Regions from separate parts of the Homo sapiens genome. Here region 2 is linked to region 1. A link is an interaction called in ENCODE POLR2A ChIA-PET data of the cell type or tissue named here. Cell type or tissue: MCF 10A. All regions are shown on one strand. Each heading gives the region's core, and the rest is flanking DNA. Links, peaks and the distances in the headings are about the cores only. Region 1 overlaps TNFRSF21 (TNF receptor superfamily member 21). Region 2 has its middle 130 kb from the start of ADGRF1.

The links. Peaks named below come from ENCODE experiments on the same cell type or tissue, not always from the same donor. Only the 100,000 strongest peaks of a DNase experiment are listed, where the experiment ranks them.
Region 2: POLR2A ChIA-PET joins it to region 1 with 29 read pairs; 4 of 35 experiments call an interaction of 5 or more read pairs at or near these places.

The regions. Positions count from the first base shown.
Region 1 is chr6:47,236,295-47,246,202 of GRCh38, reverse strand. The region is part of intron 4 of TNFRSF21 (TNF receptor superfamily member 21); the gene reads left to right. Among named protein-coding and RNA genes, the nearest start is that of TNFRSF21, 69 kb to the left of the region's middle. RefSeq lists enhancers at 3,163-3,392, 3,613-3,742. In MCF 10A, for the core only: a CTCF peak has its summit at 4,244 (motif pointing right); a DNase peak (open chromatin) is centred at 3,552.
Region 2 is chr6:47,164,269-47,174,176 of GRCh38, reverse strand. No RefSeq gene overlaps it. Among named protein-coding and RNA genes, the nearest start is that of ADGRF1, 130 kb to the right of the region's middle. In MCF 10A, for the core only: no CTCF peak of the experiment used is centred there; DNase peaks (open chromatin) are centred at 3,726, 4,186 and 5,766.

The DNA.
Region 1 (9,908 bases), core at 542-8,541:
CCAAACACTGTCTGGGTGCTCTATAGCTGGTTTATTTAGCAAGCTTCATGGTCCTGAGAAGTATAGGTGGGTATATTCTCATTAAGATAGTGATATGGTTTGGGTCTGTGTCCCTGCCCAAACCTCATGTTGAATTGTAATTCCCAATGTTGGAGGTGGGGCCTGGTGGGAGGTGACTGGATCATGTGGGCAGATTTCCTGCTTTGGCACTGTTCTTGCAATAGAGTTCTCACGAGATCTGATTGTGTGAAAGCATGTGGCACCTCCCCCTATCACCACTGCTCTGACCATGTAAGACATGCCTGCTTCCCCTTTGCCTTCTGCCATGATTATAAGTTTCCTGAAGCCTCCCCAGTCATGCTTCCTATACAGCTTGCAGAACCGTGAGCATATGAAACCTCATTTCTTTATAAATTATCCAACTTCAGGTATTTCTTTATAGCAGTATGAAAACTGACTAATACAGATATATTACTATATTTCATTGAATCCCATGTCAATTGTAAGATATACCATTGTCATTATGTATTACTGAGAAAGAAAATACTGTTAATTATAATTGTAAGAGACACCTCTATTTCAGAGATGTTAAAATGTGAAAAAAATATGCATCATAGAATTTTAATAAATATAGTAGTTGAGCTTGCTGTATGCAGATCGTAAGGAGAAAAGTCTAGGAAACAGATTCTTGGGGTCTTTATATTAATATACACTCCCTGCCCAACACACACACACACACACACAAACACACACACACACACACACACACACACACTTCTTCTTAGTATTGCCTTTAAGGTTGAGATAATTCAACACAGACAATTTATTTAATAGATTATCAGAGCACCCATTATGTATTGAGCCCTGTACCAGGCACTGAGATACTAAATGAAACAAAACAAAACACAAAGCAGAATCATCCCTTAGGATGCTGACAGTTTTATAGGAGGGATAGATATGTGAGCCAGACTTGAGAATATATTCTGTGAAGCTGCTATACAGAGGGATGGAAGTGGGCTTTAATTTTTTTCTGAGACAGAGTGTCTCACCATTCAGAAAAGGCTGGGTCTGTTAGTGGATGACATTTCCCACCCCTTTAATCTACACCCTTCCTGGCTTTCTCAAAAAGTGCATTGGGAGGAAATCAGAATCAATACTGTGAAAAGAAGCTTATTTTCTCCATCAATTACCAGTGCAGGAGAGCACATTTTCACTTTTTCTTTTTAAAGGCAAAACACCGATTTGGATAAAGTTGAATAGCTTCCAGCTTTGGCCTAGCTTCTCCACTCTGTGTTTGTGAAAGTGTCCCTTATTCTGTTATAACCCAAGTGTCAATAACAGGTACACTTGCTGATGAGGAATTGCATCATGGTCAGCAGTAGGTTTTATTTTATATCAGTTAATTTCGAGGTTTTCATCACTTATTTTTCACCATTTCCTTGGGAGAGACTAATGTCATTCCTGGTTTTTTAATAAACAATTGCCACAGAGGAAACTTTGATCGATCTACAGTTGGACTTTCACAGGACAGGCTGAAATTAAATGCCCAACAACTAAAATGACTTATCACCAAAAAAGTACTAGAAAAAAAACTTGGGGGAAATGTTTTGTTTTTATAATCACAACAGTAGAGAATAACATAAAGCACAGAAGCCGTACAAGAACAATGCAACTACTTAACAATAAATACACAAGCCAGAAAACACCGTATACAAATCAAAAGACAAAATAATCACAGGTTGAAATTGTTTGAAACATAGGGTTCAGTTTCTTGAAAAATAAGGAGTTTTTACAAATTAAGAAAAAAAATGTGCAGTCTTGTGAACAAGACAGTTCACAGAGAAGGAAATACTGAAGCCTTTTTTTTTTTTTTTTTTTTGAGACGGAGTCTTGCTGTGTCGCCCAGGCTGGCGTGCAGTGGCGCCATCTCGGGTCACTGCAAGCTCCCCCTCCCGGGTTCACGCCATTCTCCTGCCTCTGCCTCCCGAGTAGCTGGGAATACAGGTCCCCGCCACCACGCCTGGCTAATTTTTTTTGTATTTTTTAGTAGAGATGGGGTTTCACCGTGTTAGCCAGGATGGTCTCTATCTCCTGACCTTGTGATCCGCCCGCCTCGGCCTCCCGAAGTGCTGGGATTACAGGTGTGAGCCACCGCGCCCAGCCTGAAGACTTTTTAAACATGCAGATTTTTAACCTCTCAGGCTGGCATGGAGACCTATAATTCCACATCTAGGAAGATATCTTACACATGTTCACATGCATTCAGAATGATGCAAGTACACATATATTCATTGTAGTGTCATGTGTAATAGCAAAAGAGTGAGGAGATCTACAAATGCCCTTCACTAGAGGACTGGTTATCTAAGTTATTGAACATCTGTACAATGGAACAGCATGCACTTGTCAGAAGAAGTGAGTCAGCTCTTCATGTGCTAACCTCAAGAAGGGTTAAACGAAAAAAGGCCAGGTGAAGAATAGTATGTAGGATGGGGCACAGTGGCTCACACCTATAATCTCAGCACTTTGGGAGGCCAAGGTGGGCAGATCACTTGAAGTTAGGAGTTTGAGAACAGCCTGGCCAACATGGTGAAACCCCATCTCTACTAAAACTACAAAAATCATCTGGGCCTGGTGGTGCATGCCTGTAATCCCAGCTAGTCAGGAGGCTAAGGCACGAAAATCAATTGAATACAGGATATGGAGGCTGCAGTGAGCCGAGATTGCACCACTGCACTCCAGCCTGGGAGACACGAAAAAAACAAAACCAAAAAAACAACAGTATGTACATTGTGCCACCATATTGCAAAAATATATACATATATATACACACACACACAGTATATACATAGATGTTAAAAATTGTTTTAAAAAATAAGGGGGGTGGAGAACATATATACTTATTTATTGGTATAAGTATAGACTGTCTCTATCTCTGGAAGAGTATATTGTGACTTGGTAACAGTAGTTACCACCACGGAGGGAAACTGAGTTGCCGAGACTTGGAAGTCAGAGGTTAAGGTCAAAGGTTAACTTAGACTTGTAGACCATATGCATTGTAATTCTAATGGCATGAATCTAATTAATGGACTTATTATGCAATGCTAATTTAATCAGATTTGATGAGTTCAAAAAGCCCGAGTCATAAAGATGAACTTAAGCCTTCTTACTTCAAGGTCTTGAGTTTCCTACGAAATTACTTTCCATCCTCCACAGTGTCTTATGGCAAGCTTTAAAAAGGTTTGCGAAACTTTTTCTCATGGATAGAATTATCGAAAGGCTTTTTTGTGGGAAAGATTTTCCAATAGAAGTTTAGGGAAACCTAAGGAATTTCCAATGGAGCATGATCTCCTCATGTTCCGATGGTGCTGAGCTCTTAAAAGTCTTGGCAATATTTTCAAACGTGAGTGGGCTCCAGCTCTGAACCAAGAGAACCCACTTATTCACTGTCCTCACTTCCTCTTTTTGAGAAAGCTAATCAGTGAGTCAGCTCAGGGCTGCAACACCACTACCGTTGATGTCAGCAGCCTGGACAGCCTGCAGACACCCGTGCCGGTAGCGGGGCGGGGCTGCCCCCCCTTTTCCCTCCCTCCGGAGCCAGCTGGTTCTTACCAGCTTTGGCAGCTTTGTGCAGCACTATTTGTTGTGGCTTTTCTCCTGTACATACAGGAAAGGCACAGCTCTCTTGCTTAGGGCAAGGATTGGCTATTGACACTTTGACTTAAATGGGGGTGGATTTATAGACTTTGGGGCTCAATTTTGAAATTAACTCTTAGAAATGATGAGAATTCTAAGACGAGGTATATACAGAAAATTATAGCCAACTACCTTGATTTGAGTTTGGGGTATTTAAGCGAGAAACCCACCGTGACCAGCTAACCTAGTCTAACTTCATAGGCCTTAAGTAAGGTTGCAGTTGAAACAAAACCTTTTCATTATTCTGTGCTTGAACAGATCTGGGGTGAGTGGGAGTGTTTTTTAAAATAATTCCCCAGTGGTTTTGGCATTTTTTTGGCCAGGTTAATCCTGAGATTCCCCTGATGGTGGGTGAGTTTGTTCTGCAGGCTCTGCATTGGCTCCCAGCTTAAGGTTCACTCACCTATGCCATCTCTGTGGTCTGGCTTGGGGGTTCCCAAGGAAGCTGAGCAGAACATCTTGGTGTTGTGCTCCTGTTCTTTCTTCCATCCCATGACATCCAGTGATCCCAGGGAGCTCTAGACAGCAGATGGCCCTCGCTGTCCACTTGGCAATTGACAATTTAGATTTAAGTGTTGGTGCTGTTCCCTACTTATGCAATGGAAGCACCTCCTTGCTTCATGTACTAAAGTCTGGGCTGTGCAGGAGAAGAAGAAAGAAGGAAAGAAAACAAGAGGTTTTAACTCAACAATTAGAAGCCCAGGAAAAGTTTGGGGAATTTTTCTCTTAAAGTTACTTGACTCTTGGCCCTTCTCTTTAATTTTTTAAAATAATGTTTTAAGAGAAGACTTACGAAGCAAAGAAAATTTGGAAGCACATTACAACAAATAATAAATCTACCATCTAGATTCAATTGTTATTCACATTTTGGCATATTTGCTTTATCTATGTATGTATACGTTTCCAGTCCATATTCCCATTTCGAAGACTTTCTCTAAATTTCTTATAACTGATAATCCTTCTTTCAAGCATTTAGAAATCAGCATTTTTCCATTTGCCTCTTAAGATTTTTGTTTGCAAAAAAAAAATTGGGTACATTTGGGTTCTGCTTGCCAAGACCCCTTACTCTGGATTGAATTGAACAAGAATTCACACTCAGAAGAATAATTTTAAAATCATTGTCTCTCATCATCTGAAACTTTTTTTTTAGGGTGATGTATTTGTTTTTATTTTTTAAGGGAGAAATCATTATATACAAGTATTTTACAGTGTCCGAACTTAGGAATTGAATAGATTCAGATAAATTGTTTTGTGATGAGGCTGGTAACCTCATTATATGAACCCTTATTTATATCTGAAATCCTGGAACCACATAGATTTGAATAAGAAAGCATTTCTTATTATCTGAATTCCTCTTCTCTAAAGACCACATAGATTCAGATATCAAGAAATACTTTTCTGGCAAAGAAAATATGCCTTTTTTTCCTCCCAGAGCCCATCTTATATGCCTGTATAGGCCTATAGAAGGTCTTGAAATCTAATTTGATTTTGATTATGTGGGCAGCTGGGAGAGCAGGGGAAACAGGCTTGAGATAATATCATAATTCTTAAATAGTTGTAATTTTATATTTATTCGCGACTAGAATTCCTTTGAGATAAACCTTTAGTAGAAATTGAATTTGTTTGTTTGTTTTTTTAACCAGCCACTTGTCTGTTGGGATCTGAAATATTTTCAATAGAAAACAAAGTTATTGGCTACAGTTGAGGTATCTGGTATTCACAGAATCTCTCATATTTATCTTAGCGCAGTCATCCAGCTGGAGTGTAAGTCTGCCATTGAGTCCCAGGTACTTGCAGATCTCAACCTCTACCCACTTCACTCTAGCGGAGGGGCTCGGGCAATGCCCTGTGGTCATGTGATCGCTTGTAATCAGTTTACAGGGTTTGTCAATTTTCTCTAAATGCTGTGGGGTCCAGACAGGGAAGTGACATGGCAGCAAAGAGGGTAACTTTGAAACTAGACAGACCTGGTCTTGAATCCTGGTTCTATGGCTTGGGGCAAGTTATTACCTCTTAGAGCCTCAGTTTCCTCATCTGTAAAATGGGGCTGATACAACTTCCTTAGCAGCAAACGAATCACAGATATTTTCTGCTGAATCACCTAGCACAGTATTGGCAATGGCTTATTTCTTCAGGTCTCTTTTTGTTACCTCATATGGAAAAGCAGTAAGTTTCAGTTAGATTTAGCAAATGGGCTTTTAAAAACCATTATTAAAGTGAGAGATTTTCACAAATGTAACATAGAACTCTTCCTTCTTTCTAAGTGTTGAATGAGGTCTGGAGGGAAAATTAAATCAAAACAGCGACTTTACTGTAAGGAGCTTTCTGCTGGGGACTATCAGGCATATCTAGTTATATTAGGGAAAAGGGGCCTGGTGGTATTGAACTGGGTAGTGTCAGGAGCCAAGGGGTTAAATGGAACCATTTTAGCAGGCTGGCAAAGAGCATCCAGGCTGGGCAATTAATGCTTCATTTCAGGGGGTCGCTGATGCATCAAAGTCATTAATTAGTTTTATGAAAACAGATTGTGCAACCACAGGGAGATTGTAATTGGGTAGTAATTGAAAATAACTTTGTGGTAAACTTTCGTTGAGCAGGTAGTTCAGGTGGGGGTAACTTGGAAGGGGAAAGAGAATTGGAGTGGGGGATTAGGGCATGAGGAGAATGAAATAGCAACAGTAAGACAAGCAATAAATAAGACATAATTTGAATGAAAGGAACACAGAAGTGACCTGGTCTAACCTATTTAGGTTAGAAGTGAGACCACAGGTCTGATGAGGGAAGTGGTTTTCCTAGTGCCACACAGCTAGTTAGTGTTATGTCTTCTCTCTTTTCTTGCAATGCTTTTTCCAGGATTTTCATGACTTTGATTTTTAGGAGCTGACTATGGGGAACATGAAGTACATGCCACACAGATGGCAGTTGAGGCTGGAGTTCTCGCCTATTCCTGCTCTCAGAGTCTACCCAAGAATGCTGCCAGATCTTGCTGCCTCGAAATCTTATTTCATTTATCTACCACCCTTGTCATGAATAAAATTTGGAAGGATTTTCCTTTACCATCCATGGCTCTGCCATCCCCGGGGCTAGGGGAATACTGCAACCTCCACCAGTGTGTCATCTCAGGAAAGGTCAGTCAACAGGGAAGTGATTTTTCAGTTTGATATTAGAAGTGGAGAATTATTTTTGGGCTTCAGTTTCCTTTTTTTTTTTTTTTTTTTTTTTTTGAGATGGAGTCTTGCTCTGTTGCCCAGGCTGGAGTGCAGGGGCGTGATCTCGCCTCACTGCAACCTCCGCCTCCCCAGTTCAAGCAATCCTCCTGCCTCAGCCTCCTGAGCAGCTGGGATTACAGGCATGTGCCACCATGCCCGGCTAATTTTTGTAGTTTTAGTAGAGACAGGGTTTCGCTATGTTGACCAGGCTGGTCTTGAACTCCTGACCTACAGTGATCTGCCCATTTGGCCTCCCAAAGTGTTGGGATTACAGGTGTAAGCCACTGCGCCCAGCCTCAGTTTCCCATTTTGATTTGGTTAAGCATCCAGAGTGGGTACTTCAGTTTTTTAGAAGTCTGCTTGGTGCAGGAATGTAGGGTTGGCAAGGACACAGCTGGAAATGGGGAAAGGCAATGATGACAGTCATGGTTCATTGTGGTACAATCCAGATACAAGTTAAATCATTATTCTCATAAACACTGCTACCAAACTCAGTAGCCCAGAGATGTTCAGATTCCCAAAGCAGTAGTCTGTTTACCTAATCCATTTGGATGGTTCCTTGTACTCAGTGGTAGAGGTGCTCGGAAAGGAAAATTGTCAGCAGCAGAGCTTTAGGTGTGACTCAGCCTTGAGTGAGTTGAACCATTTATCTTTCTTCCCTTATCAGTTTGGACTAATAAGTATCTGGAAGGACTAAGTGTGTTTGCATGGAAACTAATCAGAAGGACATTTGGAACTTGTTTGGCTGAAAGAAATGCCATGCTCTTGAAGTTCACAAAATAGAATTGTTCTCTTTTGGGCTGCTTTGGGAGCCCCCTACCATTTTGGTCTATTTACTGTCCCCACCTCATTTCTCACATGAGTCTTCCAAGTTAGGATTATGTCATGGCAGTAGGCAAAAAGAACTGTAGTTTTCAAGTTTCTCCAAAGGAGCTTCAAATAAGTGACAGATACATTGCCTTTACAGGCCACGTTTTCTTAATATCTGCCTTATTGAAATAAGCTGGGGCATGTATGAATGCCGTGTCCACAAACATTTCACAAAAGTATAGAGAGGAGCTCAGCCACATTGATAATCTTCCTGTTACCCTGTTTCTTGGCTACCTATATAAATAAGAGCTGCTACAGCCACAACATTTTCAAGGTAGCAGAAGGAAAATATACTTATCGGTAGTGACTGCTTTTAAAAACAACATTTATTGATTTTCTAGCTGTCAAAGTTAATATATCTTTTTTTCTTTCTTTTTTTTTGAGACAGAGTCTCACTCCGTCGTCCAGGCTGGAGGGCAGTGGCACGATCTTGGCTCACTGCAACCTCCACCTCCCTGGTTCAAGCGATTCTCCTGCCTCAGACTCCCAAGTAGTTGGGATTACAGGCGCCTGCCACCACGCCTGGCTCATTTTTGTATTTTTAGTGGAGACAGGGTTTCACCATGTTGCCCAGGCTTGTCTTGAACTCCTGACCTCAAGTGACCCACCCACCTTGGCCTCCCAAAGTGCTAGTATTATAGGTCAACTGGTTATGGTCAACTGAAATGGGAGGATGTATGTATAAAATATTAAATGGAACAAAAAAAAATAGGTGTGAGTCACCGTGCCCAGCCTAATATATCTTTACAGAGAATTTGGAAAACTCAAAGAACCTTAGGAAATAAATTATTTTATTTTATAAGTATCTTGGTAAGTTTATGCTCAAAGTTTTTATAAGAGGATCCTCTTCTCTGGAAATATGGCTTTCTTGTTTAGAGTATTTGTTTTCTCTTTAGTATCTAAATCTTATTGTAGGTGTTCTTCATTGGCTATAAACTCAGAATACTGAACCATAAACTTTCAGAATTAATAAAACAAGGAATTAATTTATTTCACATATTCCGATGACTCACTGTTCTGATTAGAAAGCAGAAGTAACACAATGCCTAGTACGGTAGCAGTACTGCAAACCGGCTTTGATGGATATTGTATATATTATGGTAAAGCACGGAAAGAAATTTCTATGAGCATTTTTTTTTCTTTTGGGAAAAAGTGAAAACAACTTTAGATGAAGTCAAAATGCAACCAGCTACGGTTGCACAAAGTGAGAGATACTTATAGTTAGTAACTGAGTAGATTTTCTGGAAAGATGATTTTTAAATGGTCTCTGGCTTTAGTGATGCTTGTTAGCTCTGCTGTGATGCTAATAGCATTTGTAGGGGCATTTTCATATTCACCTGACTCATTGTTAATTACAGGAGAGCATCAGTTCAGCATTCTGTCTTTCCAATTATGTCGGAAATCATGTGCTTAAGTTTTACTAATAGGACCTTTTGGTGAAATCGGGGGGGGAAATTAAACATTTCAAGTTTTCAAATGAATTTAGGAAACAGGTGAGTGGACTTTTTGCTCATTGGCATGTGATTTGTGGGTGGAAATTTCCTTTTAAGCAAGAACAGTGTACTATATTGACTGACCATGTCTTCCAAGGTATTGTCCCTGAGAACCAGGATGTAGACAAGTGTTCTTAGTCTAACTGAGTGAATTAAAAAAGTGTGTTGGCGTGAATGGCCATGTGCATTTTCAAGGAGGAGGGGCATGCGCCAGGGCCTATGGAATTAACATTTTACAAGCATATACGTAACATTTGTCTGTAGGTCAGAAAGGGACTGCTAGGTGTGCATGTTTCCCAAGTCTGAAACTTGCCCTGGAAGCAGCAGCAGGGTGTGGGTGGTGGTTCAGAGGAAAAACGCTGTTGGAACATTAGACATGTGCAGTAATCAGTTATCTTCACAATCTGCAATCAGTTGCAAGAATTTCTCAGGCCTTAAAATTTGTAAAAGAAGCAGTTGTGTTTGCTTTGTGCCTTATATAACTATCCCACGTAATACTTTGAAATATCAATGTCTTCGTTGAAAAGCTTGAAAACATTTTACTTGAAGTGTGTGAGTGAAGGGATGAGGATTCTAAGGAGTGGTGATTAACAGCTTGGGGAGAGTGCCCATCATTCCCTGAACCCTGCTCTGTGTGATCTGG
Region 2 (9,908 bases), core at 1,187-9,186, 73 kb after region 1:
AGGTCATACATTGAACTTTATATCCTAAAGACCTATCTTTGAAGCACCGAAAAATGCTGAATAAATATTTTAACAAATCTTTAAAAATGCATCACTACCTTTGCAGGAAAGTAAGAGATCAAACAAACAAACAAACAAACAAACAAACAAACAAATAGGGAAGCATGAATCCAGGGAGATAAGTGAGTGCGTGAACTGAAGACTCCCCCAGAGATGGATATCTACCCTCAAGTGACCCAGAGAGTTGATTTTGACATCTGCATAGCAAACATGAGACAAAGTCTAGGGGAACATGGGAAGTCAGATCAGAGACTCTCTTATAAATCACCTTATATCCCAAAGGATATCTTGTCAGTGACTATTTACACCAGGAATTTCTTCAAGTCCCTTTCCCCACACAAGAATAGAAAGGAAATCTGCCTGCCTCAACCCTGGCTCTAGATAGCAAGAGGAAACATCTGAGAATTTATTTGTTTCTATGTTTTTAAAATTATACTTTAAGTTCTAGGGTACATGTGCACAACATGCAGGTTTGTTACATACGTATACATGTGCCGTGTTGGTTTGCTGCACCCATTAACTTGTCATTTACATTAGGTATTTCTCCTAATGATATCCCTCCCCCCTCCCCCATCCCACAACAGGCCCTAGTGTGTGATGTTCCCCACACTGTGTCCAAGTGTTCTCATTGTTCAATTCCCACCTATGAATGAGAACATGCGGTGTTTGGTTTTCTGTCCTTGTGATAGTTTGCTGAGAATGATGGTTTCCAGCTTGATCCATGTCCCTGCAAAGGACATGAACTCATCCTTTTTTATGGCTGCATAGTATTCCATGGTGTATATGTGCCACATTTTCTTAATCCAGTCTATCATTGATGGACATTTGGCTTGGTTCCAATTCTTTGCTCTTGTGAATAGTGCCGCAATAAACGTATGTGTGCATGTGTCTTTATAGTAGCATGATTTATAATCCTTTGGGTATATACCCAGTAATGGGATTGCTGGGTCAAATGGTATTTCTAGTTCTAGATCCTTGAGGAATCGCCACACTGTCTTCCACAATGGTTGAACTAGTTTACAGTCCCACCAACAGTGTAAAAGCTTTCCTATTTCTCCACATCCTCTCCAGCACCTGTTGTTTCCTGACTTTTTAATGATCGCCATTCTAAATGGTGTGAGATGGTATCTCATTGTGGTTTTGATTTGCATTTCTTTGATGACCAGTGATGATGAGCATTTTTTCATGTGTCTTTTGGCTGCATAAATGTCTTCCTTTGAGAAGTGTCTTTTCATATCCTTTGCCCACTTTTTGTGGTTGTTTGATTTTTTCTTGTAAATTTGTTTAAGTTCTTTGTAGATTCTGGATATTAGCCCTTTGTCAGATGGGTAGAGTGCAAAAATTTTCTCCCATTCTGTAGGTTGCCTGTTCACTCTGATGGTAGGGAAACATCTGAGAATGTATAACTATAGATTAGCTTTATGCAGGCTTGTAACCAAATTTATAATATAAGTACAGTTTGAAAAATCCTAGATGAAAATGTGTTTTAATGTGGCTCAGAGTTGGGAGTACTCTCAAGTCTAGAAACAAGCACAAATCCTCACTGAAGGAACCACTGTTATCACAGGCCTCAGAGATTCCCACATCTTAGACATAATGAATAATATCTGGTATTTGATACCACAATAGGGTGACTATAGTCAATAACAATTTAACTGTACATTTAAAAATAACTAAAAGAGTGTAACTGCATTGTTTGTAACACAAAAGATAAATGCTTGAGAGGATAGAGACCCTATTTTCACTGATGTGATTATTACACATCATTATATGCCTATATCAAAATATCTCATGTACCCCATAAATATATACACTTACTAGGTACTCACAAAAATAAAAAATAAAAGATTTCCAGATATAAAATTCTATTGAACTGCAGCTCGCAATTGAAGGAAAGAATCATAATACACTCGGGAAAACAAGGTACCATGAAAAAGAAGTAGCAAAATACAACAAACAGCAGATGTAGGCTGACAAACACTTTAAATACTTGATTATTAATTATGAAATAAATTTAAGCATGTTAGATATGCTTAACACAGAAGAGATGCTATCAAATGGATGAGCAAAAAATAAGAGACTACTGAAAATGAACAGCCAAATAGAACCTCTGCAAATAAAAATTAAAAATCATTAAAAATAGAAACAAAATCCCTTTTTTTTTTTTTTCTAAGACGGGGTCTCACTCTGTTTCTCAGGCTGGAGTGCAGTGGCACAATCTTGGCTCATTGCAGCCTTGACCTCCTGGGCTCAAGCAATCCTTTTACCTTAGCCTCCCGAGTAGCTGGGACTACAGGTGTGCATCACCATGCCTGGCTAATTTATGTATTTTTAGTAGAGATAGGGTTTCACCACGTTGCCCAGGTTGGTCTCAAACTCCTGAGCTCAAGCAATCCACTTGCTCCGGCCTCCCAGTGTGCTGAGATTACAGGTGTGAGCCACCACGCCGGGCCAAAAATACATTTTAAAGTGTTATATTATTATTTATTTATTTTTGAGATGACGTTTCACTCTTATTGCCCAGGCTGGAGTGTAGTGGTGCAATCTTGGCTCACTGCAACCTCTACCTCCCTGGTTCAAGCGATTCTCCTGCCTCAGCCCCCCGAGTAGCTGGGATTACAGGTGCTTGCCACCATGCCTGGCTGATTTTGTATTTTTAGTAGAGATGGGTTTTCACCATGGTGGCCAGGCTGGTCTTGAACTCTTGACCTCAAGTGATCTGCCTGCCTTGGACTCCCAAAGTACTGGGATTGCAGCTGTGAACCACCATGCCCAGCCTAAAGTGTTATGTTAATACACAAATGGTATCTTTGGCCTTGCCTCTTGGGTCATAAAGCCTAAAATATTAATTATGTGGCCCTTTACAGAAAGCTTCTGCCAACTCTGCTGCAGATGCACCCTGCACAGGAGGTCCTTGGTCAGCCTGAGGTTGAAATGCAGTGGGGAGCCATGCAGGCCGACCACTGCAGAGCACGAGGCCTGAAGGATTGAGTAAGGGAAGCCAGGGAAGCGTCAGTAGGACACAGTCTTGGGCCTGGTAACAGAAAGGAGGCAAGTTTTATTTTCTTATTAAATATAGCCAGATGGACACCTCAAGTGACCCCAGAGGAGCCTTTGAACCCAGAGGGATTGCCTTCTTAACCTTTATATATGGGGTATGGGAAATAAATCTTAGTTGCCCCCAAGACTTGTGACCTCCAGTATGGAGGTCTGGGGCAGAATGATATTGGCCCATGCATATAATTATTAAGCAATTGTGGATGGTGTTCTGCAAATGGAGAAAGGGGAAAGGGGATTTTTTTTTTTTTTTTTTTTGCCTGAATCATATATCTCAGCTAAACATCCCCAGCTACTCTCTGATTGCCAAACGTGAACCAAAGCCAAGTGCTTCTTTGTGAAATTTGGCCATGTCAGTAGCGCCCCCAAACTCTGTTTCTGAGCACAAAGTGTTGACATGTTTGCCCTGGAAGGAGTGAGGGACGAGAGCACACTGTCAGTAAGGTTCAGTGATTGCCCAGAGTGGTATGAGCTGCAGGAAACCAGGAGGAAGTAATTTGGGGAAAAGAAAGCAAGAGGCTAACTAAGCCCATGCATTCTCTTTTGAAGGTGGAAGACACATCTGGTCTGTTCAATGCCTCCCTGAGGGTATGTGCTCATCTCATTTCTCTCCTGTTCTTTAGAATGAATCAGCAAGATCTAGTTGTAGAACAAGGAGATGGACTGTAACTATTTCCTTAGGCTCTATTACATGCCAGGTGTTTCACACATTTATCTATGATCTTCAAAGCAATTTCAGAGCATAGATACCAGCCTCCCTATTTTGCAGATGATGAAACTGAGGCCCAGATAGAAGTACTAAGGAAAGTGTCCAAAGCCACAGAGTGAGTTAGCAATGATTTAGGCAGGGGTTACTCCAAAACCAAACTCTTTCCTCCCCACCAAGCAGATGCAGCCAAGATATCTTAGTGGAAGCAACCCTACCCCTCTAGCAAGTACAGGCAAGTCCTGACTCCCTGTGTGCTCCCAAATGTCTCCAGTGACCTATCATGGCTCCTCCTGTTTGACTTGTTAGCTCTAGCCCCAGTATCACAAATGGATGAAATGACCAAAAAAAGAAAAAATAGTTTAGTTTTGTTATCAGGAAGTTTCTATGGAAATAGTTACGCAATGGGTGTGAAGAAGTGTAGAATGGTCTACTGAGATTTTCTGCTGGATTAGCTGTACCAAGTAGTTAGGCTCAGGGAAGCCAAGAAAACACAACTCTGAATCATGAGGGGTTGATGCCCAGCACAGAATAGAAGGAAGTTTCTAGTGGAGTATAGACCATGAATCAACCTGCCAACTTCCGAGTAAGGAGGACAGGCTGGAGGCAAGTGTGCATAGGCAGATTTTATTCCTAGGCTTCTTTGTTATCTTGAAAGCCAGGCCTAGTTTTCATCTTCTATTGGAGGGAATAAAACGACCATGGGAATTCTAGTGATGGGCAGAGGAAAGAGAGAAAAGCATTCTGATGGTTAGTATTATGTATCAACGTGACTGGGTAAGGGGATGCCCAGGTACTTAATTAAATGTTATTCTGGATGTGTGTCTGTGAGGGTGTTTCTGGATGAGGGTAACATTTGAATCAGTAGACTGAGGGAAGCAGATTGCCTTCCCCAGGATGGGTGGACCTCATCCCACCCATTGGAGGCTTGAATAGAACAAAAAGATGGAGTAAGGAAGACTTTGCTCTCCTTGCCTGTCTTTGAGCTGGGACATTGATCTTCTCTTGCCTTCAGTCTAGACACAGTTATTGGACTAGGACTTGGACTGGAATTTGTACCACTAGCTCTCTTGGTTCTCAAGCCTTTAGACTTGAGCCAAAATAATACCATTGGCTCTCCTGGGTTTACAACTTGTTGACTGTAGATTGTGGGAGTTCTCAGTCTCCATACCCATATGAACCAATGACTTATAGTATAACTCTTTATACATGTACATCCTGTTGGTTCTGTTTCTCTGGAGAACCCTGACTAACAGAAGTATTTTCTTCTCTCTACTACATTCTCTTTACTTTGATACCTCCATATGAAACTTGTGAATAGACACAGCCCTGGGAGAGATCGGGAAGAGAGAAAAGAATAACTCTTAGGCTCCATAAATAGTTTAAATGCTGGAAATTTAAGAGTGGGCTGGGAGTAATGGCCACAGGGCTGGCTTCATGGGAATGCAACCTAAGCATTTACTTAGGTCTTGAACTCAGGGTGGTCCACAGTTGGTTTTACGCTCTGCTGTTGCAGTCTTGAAATTCATGATAAGTTTTGAATAAGAAGTGCCACATTTTCATGTTGCGCTGGTTTGTACAAATGATATAGCCAGTCTTGAATGGACAGATGGTTGTGCCACTTGCAGAAATGTTGGTGACAGGGGCAGGAAGTGACGACAATGACTACTGCCACAGGTAGTGTTCCTCACTGCCTCCATTTCCCCTCCTTGCCATTAACTTAGGAGCCAGGGACTCTGATTTCTGCTTTAAACAGTTACATAAAGGAAAGGGGAAAATTCTGATTATACAAAGCTAAAGAAGCTACCCAATGACAAAATGTACACTGTAGTACCATTCTGGGCCCTCAGGCTAAGTTTCATTACCCTTTGTAACATAAAACCTCTCCAGCACTGACTAAGAAGTTAAGCAATGTGGATAGTCTGGCAAGGCCTCCACCTCCCCCACAGAGATAATTTGAGCTCCCCAGTGCAGAAGACGGTGAGTCAAGTGCATTTTGCTGGAGGTAGTCATCAGAGGGTACTAGGGAGTAGGTTCTGAGGCTGCCCTGATGCCTGCCAGGCTGGGCATGGCCAAATTGTGCATGTCAGTACCAGATCTGTAGACGCTTACAGCTCATGGGCTTCCTTGGGGAAATTTCAAGCTGATTGTAGTCAGTATTCTAGGCACATTTCAGTTTTATGTAACCTCATCTCCCATTCTCCAGGACATCTAGCACTCTCCAAATGACAAAACTTCCTAACTTTCAAAACAGTTTTTTAGATGTTTCATGACAGCTAGTAGCTGGTAAAGTCTGGGAAGTAACACCTTTCTATGGTCTCCTTGTTGCCTTCATTTAGATGCAAATTCTGCTCCTGTGATTCCTTTTGGCCTGCAACATAAAGAGTTTCAGTCAATGGATTTTTCCTCTCTTCATTCACAACACACATACGTGCACACTCACGCACACTAGTGCACTGAGTATTCCTCCCTCTATCTTTTGAAAAGAGTCCCACTTTTCTTGGGGAAACTCTTCTTTCCCTATTCCATGTGATCTGCTTAGAATGAATGATCTTTGTGGCTTTGTGTCATTCCAATGGTAGTGACCAGCAGGGCCTATGGATTAGTCCCAGTTACCAAGATTCCCAAAGCTGTTCCCTTCCCATCCTTCTGAGTGTTCAATACTATATTTTATTCTGTGAGCTATCCAGGACTTATTACTGAACTTCTTTTTTTGCTTAAGTTTATCAAGGTCCATTTCTGTGGTTTGGGATCAAGAAACCTATTGATTTGGAATGAAACACCATTTTGGAGGGCCTTCTCTACCCCAATTTTTCTGAAAGTGATAACATCATAATCATGTTGCTTAGCAGTCAAGTCTTTCCTAAGGAAGGATGATATATTGTATGGGATATTAAAAGCTTACTGCAGTTAGTACTAGCCTTATTCTTTTTACTGTAGGAATTCAGGTTGTATAAGCAGCAAAACTTCTTAACTTGCTATGTGATTTTTTAGGTGATTGGTAAAATTAAGCCAACTAGTAGAATAGATGGAGCAGTTTCCAGCCTGAGTACTCTTTAGAGGTTCGTGAAGCAAAAAGAGAGCATCCAGGCCCTCTGGTCCTTGCCAGCTGCAGCAGAGTGGGTGGCAAGAATCACTAGTATTAGGGCTAGCCAGATGCACAGACAGCTCAGAGGGAGGCATGCTGGGGGTGCAAGGATGGGGAGAAGGGAAGTTCAAACTCAAATGGTATTTCTTTGAGGTTGACTTGGAGACAATTCTGTTCTCTATCATTATGAATAAGTGGAGAAAAGTAAAAATGGCATTAACTAAATTTGATAATGGTACTAAATAAGGTAATATGCTTAGTAGTCCGGAAGACCAGAGAAAAATTAAAAATGATCTTAATGGTCTTATAGAAACAAGGTGGTATTACACAGGACCTGGACTCTCCCCTTAAAAAACTTAAAAGTATTTTAAGGGAATTGATCACTGACTGTTTAAAGAGGAAGGAAGGTAGCACAATATAATAGAAAGAGGGACTTTGGGGTGGCTGAGTGGGGTGGCTCATGCCTATAATCTCAGCACTTTGAGAAGCTAGGCGGGCGGATTGCTTGAGCTCAGGAGTTTGAGTCCAACCTAGAAAACATGGTGAAATTTTGTTTCTACTTAAAAAAAAAAAAAGGGTACCTGTAGTCCCAGCTACTCAGGAAGGTGAGATGGGAGGGTTTCTTGAGACAGGGGATGGAATTTGCAGTAAGCCAAGATTGTGCCACTGCACTCCAGCCTGGGCAACAGAGTGAGACCCTTTCTCAAATAATAAAAAATTAAGGAAAAAAGAAAGAGGGACTTTGGAGCCAAATAGATTTACATTCAAGCCCAACTCTACTAATAACATGATGATGTCAGCCAATGGCATTGATTAGGAATATCTTTGGGTTGCAAGTCACAGAAACCACAACCAGCAGTTGCTTTAGCCATAAATGAACATTTAATTATCTCATCTAACATGAAGCCTGGAGCTAGTTGGTACCAAATTACATGAAACAACTCATTGATATCGGAATACAAGCTTGGCATCTTTGCAATTTTCTTCATTGCCTCCTCTTAAACACAACATGGCATCAATGACTCTAGGCATTAGGTCCTCATATGACAGATTTTGTAACCCCAAAATCAGTATAGGTGGCTTTCATGGTCATTTGCAGACATGCACAGAGCAAGAAAACATTTGAGTCATCTGATAGATGTGTTCCCAGCTGGGGTCAAACAGGGTGATGCTGTGCCTTCTTGTTTCAGTTCTTCTACTGTTAACAAGTTTCCTTTTTGTGGTCTATTTAAGGCCATGTTTTCAAATATTTGTGCTTTATGTTGGTGATTTCACTGTTTAAAATGGCCTCACTGCATACTGCTGAAGTTCTGTTTGATTTCCTAAAGAACAGGAAGGCTGCAATGTGTCTTATGGAGAAAAGACATAAAAGACATACGTTAGATAAGCTTTTTTTTTTGAGACGGAGTTTCACTCTGTCACCCAAGCTGGAGTGCAGTGGTGCCATCTCGGCTCACTGCAAGTTCCACCTCCTGGGTTCACACCATTCTCCTGCCTCAGCCTCCCTAGTAGTTGGGACTATAGGCATCTGCCACCACACCCAGCTAATTTTTTTTTTTTTTTGTATTTTTAGTAGAGACGGGGTTTCACCGTGTTAGCCAGGATGGTCTTGATCTCCTGACCTGGTGATCTGCCCGCCTCGGCCTCCCAAAGTGCTGGGATTACAATGTGCCTGGCCAGATAAGCTTTATCCAGGCCTGAATTATAGTGCCGTTGGTGATTGAGTTCAATGTTAATGAATCAGTATTATATTTTAAATACAGTGTTTGAAACAGAAAAACATAATACAAGGTTATGCATTGATTGAGTGATGAAAACGTTGTGATCATAGGCTTGCGGGAACATAATCTTGTATTTCCCCTAGGAGCAATGGGTCAGTATTCACTAATTCAGTCTTCATGGCAACATTATAGATCATAACTACTGTAAGTAATAAGCATTAATTCTATATTTCTTAATACATGATATACATTATATAGACACATCTAAGTAGGTAGAAACTTCCTAATCAGAGGTAGAATTTCTGTAGACAAAATGGGTACATTTTTCCACACCTGGGGGACAGGGGAATTAAACATATTAAATATTGACTTTGATAGCAAATCAGGGAAAACATTGATATGAGTGAAGATTTCTGTTCAAGGATGTTGACAGCAGTGTGGTATGGCATGTTGAAAAATGGAATACAGCCTGATTGTGCAACCCTAAAAGATTGGTTTGATAAATTACTGTACTTCCAAATGATTATTATTCAGGCATTAAATGTGCTATGGAATAATATTTAATGATCTGGAAAATTTACAATGTATATGAATAGTATGTATGATATGATCTCAGTTTTCTATATTATGTGTGTGCAAAAAATAATAGAAGGACTGCCAGGAAATATGCAAAAAACACTAAAAGAGATCATTTTGGGATGGTGAAATTTTGAATGACTTTTAGTTTCTTCCTTCTGCTTTTCTGTATATTCCAAAGTTTCTAGCTATGTTAATAAAAATAAAAACAGTAGATGACATTCAAAATTATTTTAAAAAGCAATATTTCTGAAAACTTAGGTGATCACCTGTTGTCCTAGAACAGAGGGTGGGGTTGGGTGAAGGTTAAAGAGAATGGAGAAGGCATCTTGGCTGGTACTGAGGTTCAGAGACTAAGTTGGGAGATTTAGCAACTTCATTTATGACTGGCCTCTGTTTATCTTCACCTGGTTGAGGGCAGATAGAAGCTGAGAAGGGAGAATTTTTATCTGCATCTAGAAGTGGTGGGAAGATCTGCTTTTTATTATGGTAGGACAATGTTTAGATCCCATAGGGGGTTTGCTCTATCCTCTAGCTCACTCTGTATTAGTACTTTGGAAATGGAGAGTAAAGAGGGTGTCTGAGACTCTGTGTGAAGCAGAAGGTTAAAATGGATTCTCTGCTAAGAATAGCAACTGAAAGAAATTTGCCAAGTCCTGAATATCATAAAATGGGATGATGGATTATCTAATTTACTGTT